2 separate regions of the Homo sapiens genome follow, and region 2 is linked to region 1. The links are chromatin loops, found by intact Hi-C in ENCODE. Cell type or tissue: PC-9. All regions are shown on one strand. Links, peaks and the distances in the headings refer to the core of each region. The heading gives the core; the rest is flanking DNA.

Evidence for each region. A loop is a pair of places that touch in the nucleus more often than their neighbours do. Peaks named below come from ENCODE experiments on the same cell type or tissue, not always from the same donor. Only the 100,000 strongest peaks of a DNase experiment are listed, where the experiment ranks them.
Region 2: it touches region 1 in a loop (7-fold over the local background); 11 of 110 quality-filtered maps call a loop at or near these places.

What each region holds. Positions count from the first base shown.
Region 1 is chr11:69,436,211-69,439,106 of GRCh38, reverse strand. It overlaps LINC02952 (long intergenic non-protein coding RNA 2952), which reads left to right. Exons shown (of 2, transcript NR_186235.1): 2 at 254-2,896. Among named protein-coding and RNA genes, the nearest start is that of LINC02952, 7.3 kb to the left of the region's middle. RefSeq lists enhancers at 1-390, 1,221-2,052. In PC-9, for the core only: a CTCF peak has its summit at 1,562; a DNase peak (open chromatin) is centred at 1,876; H3K27ac peaks cover 1,490 bases.
Region 2 is chr11:69,105,303-69,108,198 of GRCh38, reverse strand. No RefSeq gene overlaps it. Among named protein-coding and RNA genes, the nearest start is that of MIR3164, 24 kb to the right of the region's middle. In PC-9, for the core only: no CTCF peak of the experiment used is centred there; DNase peaks (open chromatin) are centred at 1,588 and 1,968; H3K27ac peaks cover 2,270 bases.

The DNA of each region.
Region 1 (2,896 bases), core at 161-2,660:
TAAATATGTGTCTTGCAAGGGGTGGAGGGGGAGATGGAGCCTTGGGGTGGTCCCTGGGAGGACCCTGGGGGCGTGTGGGGACGTCTGTACAGAGTGCAGCAGGAAATCAGGCTGGTCTGTCTTGCTGTGTTTCCAAAGAAAAGAGGCAAACCCAAGGGGTAAGGGGCTTCCTTAGACGCAGGGCCCAGTGCACCCGGGCGCTGGCGGTGGGTCTGGGGGCTGACTGTGTCTGTACTCTCTCCTTTGTCTGCAGGCCTGGTCTGCACTCAGCGGCTGCCAGGACCTCCCGGGAGCGCCCACACACCCCACAGCCCGCCTGTCCTGGGAATACCTCTCCAGGCCCTGAATACCTGTCCCCCACTCCCTGCCTAGGACAACGGGGGCTGTCAGGGCCATGGGCAGGCCCACCCCACCAACCAGACCCTACGTGGGCCCCGCCTTGGTCCCGGAGCCAATGTCTGGCTGATCAGGGAACAAGAGGAGCCTTCAACACCTCAATTCTGGGACGGTTGAGGTTTTCACACCGGGCCACACCTGAGCCACTAGGAGCCGGGAGGCTCTGATCGTCTCTCCGCCTGTCTCTCTCTGGCATCGCCAGGGCTGACTTCATTCCACGTCCGCGCGGAAACAGCAGGGCTATCTCAGTGCAATCCTGGTTTTGTATTCAGAGCCTCCTCTGAGTGAGTGCCAGGGCGCACCGTGCAAGGAGCCTGGCTTTGCCCACTGCAATCCCGTGCCCTCACCCTAGTCTTTTAACCTCTCACGACTCAGGTTCCTCATCTGTGAAATGGAGCTGTCTTCTTTGTGGGGTTAGTGGAAGCAATAAGCGAGAAGTGTGTCCACACAGGCCCAGCCTTTCTGGGGCCTCACTGTGACCAGACACTGCGCTTTGGACTAGGGGATGGGATGCGACTTAGGGGAGCTGCGGCCACCTGTCTCTGGAGGCTGAAGTCTCCCTGCGGACCACCCTTCCTCAGGACCACCCTTCCTCACTTGCACGTCTCCCCTGCAGTCAGGACTCGCCTGCCCCCACGCCAGGCTCTCCCTAGTGGATCAGGCTGTACAACCTGGTTTGTATGAGGAAAGGCAGCCGCTGGGGCCCCAGTGCAGCAAGAGAGGGGAGGAGGAGGTGTTCAGAGGGAAGACCCCTCCCCACCCCCGTTGGCCCCTTGTCTTCAAAGGAAGGGCGTGACCTTTCTGCCCCCCAGACCCACCCTGAGGGTCACTGTGGCGGTGAAGCCTGGTGCCGGCACTTGTGCCCGCCCTCTGACTTGCAGTGTCCCGAGACATATTCAGGGGAGCCAGGTATTCAATCAGCAAGGCTCCCAACAAGATGGGGTGGGTGGGAGAAGCACCCACAATTCTCTAGAAGGCTTTCAGGGCATTCTTCACTAAAGAGACACATTGGAGTCTGGAACCCCTCCCCTAGCAGGGGGACACCTCCAAGCTGTGCTCAAAACTGGGACAGGATATTTGGGTTGGAGTGTTCTCCGTCTCTGCCTCTCTGTCTCTCTCTCTCCCTTTCTCTCTGTCTCTCTCTCTCTCTCCCTCTCTCCCTGTCTCTCTCTCTCTCTCTCTCTCTCACTCTCTCTTGCTCTCTCTTTCCTCCTGTCTCTCTAAAGGTCTCCTTTCCTCTAAGGGCAAAGCAGCAGCTGTCAGGTCCTTAGAGCAGGATCCCTGGTTGGTGCAGGCCCAGGGCCAGCCCCTGGTCCCGGCCTTTCTTCCCCTGGGGGATGAACAGTGAATGCAGCCGCCCTGGGAGTTGGGCGACCTGCGGGGCTTGGAGGGAAGGGCAGGAGGGCCCAGGGCTGACACAGCACGCCTGGCTGGGGTGGGGGCAGTGGTGTGGGTGGCTGACCACATTCCTGGGATGCCGGGCTGCAGGGCTGGGCGGCTGTGTCTACACCTGTCTGCCCCTGTCGGCTGTGAGCAATGCAGCCAGGGACAGGGCAGCTAGAGCCATGCTGTGGTCTGGCCAGTGGGCCAGGCACGTGAGCTGGTTCATGCCCTGCTGCACCAACAACGTTCACCTGGAGAGGTCAGTGGCCTCATTGAGGGGAAGAAGGGCTCTGTCCCTAGAGTCTAGCAAGCCTGGGCCATGGTCTGTGGGGCTTGTCAGGGTGACTTCACCTCTGTGAGCCTCAGTTTCCCTCCCTGGAAAGTGGAGCATAACATGGGTGGGGTCCCCGGTGCTGGCCTGCAGAGCCCTGGGAGACGTGTGGAGTACAAGCCCCATACGCTAGGCCAAAAGATCCGCAGACCAGGCAGCTTAACTGATAGAAATGAAAGTCCAAGATCAAGGTGTCAGCAGGGCAGGCTCCTTCTGAGGCTGCGGGGAAGGAACTGGCCCAGGTTTCTCTCCTTGGCTTGCAGGTGGCCCATGCCTCTCCACATCAGCTTCCCTCCCATGCGGCCTCTGTGCCTGAACTTCCTCTTTTAGTAGGACTGCGGTCATATTGGATTAGGGCCCACCCTAATGGCCTCCTCAGAACTTGGTGACCACTGTAAAGGCCCTATCTCCAAATCAGGAAATGTTCCGGGGTCCTGGGGGTTAAGACTTCAACACAAACATCTTGTTGGAGGGGGGTTGCAATTCAGTCCACACCCGCTTCCCTCGTCTCACTTCGTCCAGCACTCAGCACCCTCTGGCCCTGCCCTTAGCTGTGGGTCTGGATTTCCCATCTCTTCCACGGTAAGCCCTGTGAGGGCGGCGTCTTTATCCCATTTGCTGTTACACCTGCAATTCCTGGGGTGCCGGCTTGTTCTCATCATTTAGCAGACCATTGCTGAATGGCTAACAAATCCAGGATACAATTTGTAGGTGCACCAAGCCAGGCAAGGTATCTGCGTCACCTGCCCGTCAGTGGCCCCAGGCTGGGAAGACCCCTTGGGTCAT
Region 2 (2,896 bases), core at 88-2,587, 330 kb after region 1:
TTTCACAACGGGGAGGGACATGATCCAATAGCTGCTGCGGGTGCAAAGACAGAGCAGAGAAGTCAGCAGTGGAGAAACAGGTGGACCATCAGGGACCACTATAGTCCTCCAGGTGTGTTGGATGGCGGGGCTGGGACAGGGGAGAGGGAATGAGGAGAGGCAGACCAAAAATGTGCTTGGAGGTTCAAATGGACTTTGTTGATGACTGCAATGGGGTGGGGTGGGAGCATCAACACCGAGCCCAGGACACGGGCATGAGCAGGTGGGTCACAGAGGCTTCTCCCAAGATGAGGAGGAGGGTGTGACCAGGTGTGATACTCTGGACAATCCTGAGGTGTGATACTCTGGACAACCCTGGGGTGTGGGGGCCCCATCTCACAGAGCTGGGATAAGAGGAGGCTGAAGCAACATTCAGGTGGGGCTGTGCCTGCATTCACTGTGGCATCCAAGGCAGTATGGTAGTCAGCAAACCCTGGTGCTCAGCAAACCCAGGTGCTTAGCAAACCCCACTGCTGAGAAAATCCTGGTGCTCAGCAAAACCCAGGTGCTTAGCAAACCCCACTGCTTAGAAAATCCTGGTGCTCAGCAAACCCTGGTGCTCAGCAAACCCCAGTGCTCAGCAAACCCTGGTGCTTAGCAAAACCCAGGTGCTTAGCAAACCCCACTGCTCAGAAAATCCTGGTGCTCAGCAAACCCTCACAGCATAGTCCCTGGATGGCAGAGCCTTTCTCAGTGTTTCTGGCATGAATACTGCATTCCAGGCCATGGGGTTTGCACTGTGAGAGACCCGTGGACCTGCCCCAGGTAAGCTCTTAGTGCAGCAGCCACTGGTCCTCTCCCAGCAGCACGGGCTGGGCCACTCCTGCCATGCCAGGTTTCAGCCTCCCCAACACCAGGGGACCTGATGCTAAGTTCTCCACAGGCCCTTCCCACTTTAAAGTTCTCCAGCTCCCAAAAAATCAGGGACTTTCCAATTTAGAAAATACCCTCACTGGATGGCCCTACCCATCCAGCCATTAGCTTCTCAAGCAGGCCAGGCAGTCCCTGGGCTGCCCACCTCTCCGCAGGCATCAGCCCCAGCACCACCTCTTGGATATGGAGCAGACACAGCATTGCCCACTGCCCTGGGCCCTCCTTACTCCTTCTCTGTCTGGACCAGTTCTTCCTCTTCCCTCCCCACATCCTGTTGCAACCATTCATGCTCAGGGATCCTCCTCTCCCCAGAAGCTGTGGCCTCTGAAAACCCCAAACTCTGCCATTTGCTGTCCCACCTGCCTTTCTGTGGCTGGGCCCCCACACAGCCAGATACAGATGCTGTCCCCTGCCCTGGTCACTCAGCAGGTGAGGGCTGGGCCCTGGGAGCCTGGCCTCTGGGTAGCCCTGAGTGGGAAGATGGTGGAGGGAGGCCTGTCCCCACTGGAGCAGTTCACCAAGGACAGGAGGCTGGGACAAGCTCCCTCCGTCCCCTGCCCACGGGCTCAGAGAATCACCCAGAGGCACCTTCCCACAGCGCCTCACTGGGCAGCCGGGCCTGGGAGCCAGGGCCAGCAGGCCTCAGGGGACCTGGAAAGTTTGGTTTTGCTTTGTGGATCTGGACAAACTGGAAATGTAAAGGGCTGCACTGGACGTACCCAGCTGGGCAAACTGGAAGTGCTTCAAAGAGCTGGGGGCAGGGCCGGGCGGCCGGTTCACACGGCTACGGCCAAGCTCAGCCCATCACTCAGGCCACCTGCCGGAGCCCATGCACCACCTCGCTGCTGCCCCTCCCCACTGCCAGTGGTCATGGACCCTGCCCACAGAGCCCCTCGGCAGCAGGGAGCTCCGGGCCAGCCAAGCGCAGGCCTCCTCCTCCATGATATTAATCAATCACATCCTGATAGTGATCAATGGAGGGCCCCTGGCAGCAATGGGCTGGCCAGCCTCCAGGCTCACCGTCCAGAGGCAGGAACGCCGAGGATGGCAAATGTGATCTTTGGCAAGGGACAGCACATTGTCTTACCGCTGTGGGAAAATGCTTAATGCGCAAACATTTCCTTAAAACGAGCTGACAAGGAAACGTTCAAGATGGCCTTATTAAAGATAATCATCCTGGCTGAACAGGACAAAAATAGATTAAGTCCCTTCTGAACTCTGAGAGCAGGATACGTGGCCCAGCAGAGCATCACTAAACCAAGGCGGGTGGCAGCGGGGAAAGACTCCACGGCTTTCCCTTGGGTTTCACCACTTGGAGAAGCTTCCCAGTCGGCTGGCGTGGAAGCCCAGCTCCTCACCCCACCCCAAGCACAGGGCAGGCGCTGAGCCCCGGGCTGGCAGAGGTAGGGAGTGGGCTGCAGGCACGGGGCGGGGAGGGGGCCTCCGGAGCTGCACACAGGAATGTCAGGGCCTGGCTTAATTTCTAAACCTGCCATATGGCCCTGCGTCCTGGGACCCAGGCTGGTGGCCAAGGAGGAGCCCTGGGGCTCGGTCCACAGCCCTCCAGGCCGGCTGCACAAAGCCATTTTTCAAAGGTGTTTCCCAACAGTCTCTCTCAAAGGAACTGCCCTTTGAGAAGCTGTCTTGGGCTCGAGCCAGGCAGGGCTGTCTGGGGGCTCTTGGCAAACGTGCCAGCCGTCCCCAGATCAAAAGTGCCTTTCTTGGTTTGCTCACTGCCTCTCTGTGCCAGGTGAATGAGCTGTGGGGGCACCCCGGGCCGGGCAAGGCCAGAGTTGTCTTACCCAGACTCAAAGATGGGGGTGGGGGCTGACCACAGGTGCGGTGTGCCCCACCAATCCATGGAAACCCCAACCCACGGGGCAATGGCTCACGTTACAAAAGATCCATGGAGGGGCCCCTTCAAACCGAAGCTCCCCAAGGACGTGGCACTGTTGCTCAGGGATCATTCGCCATGTGACACAGA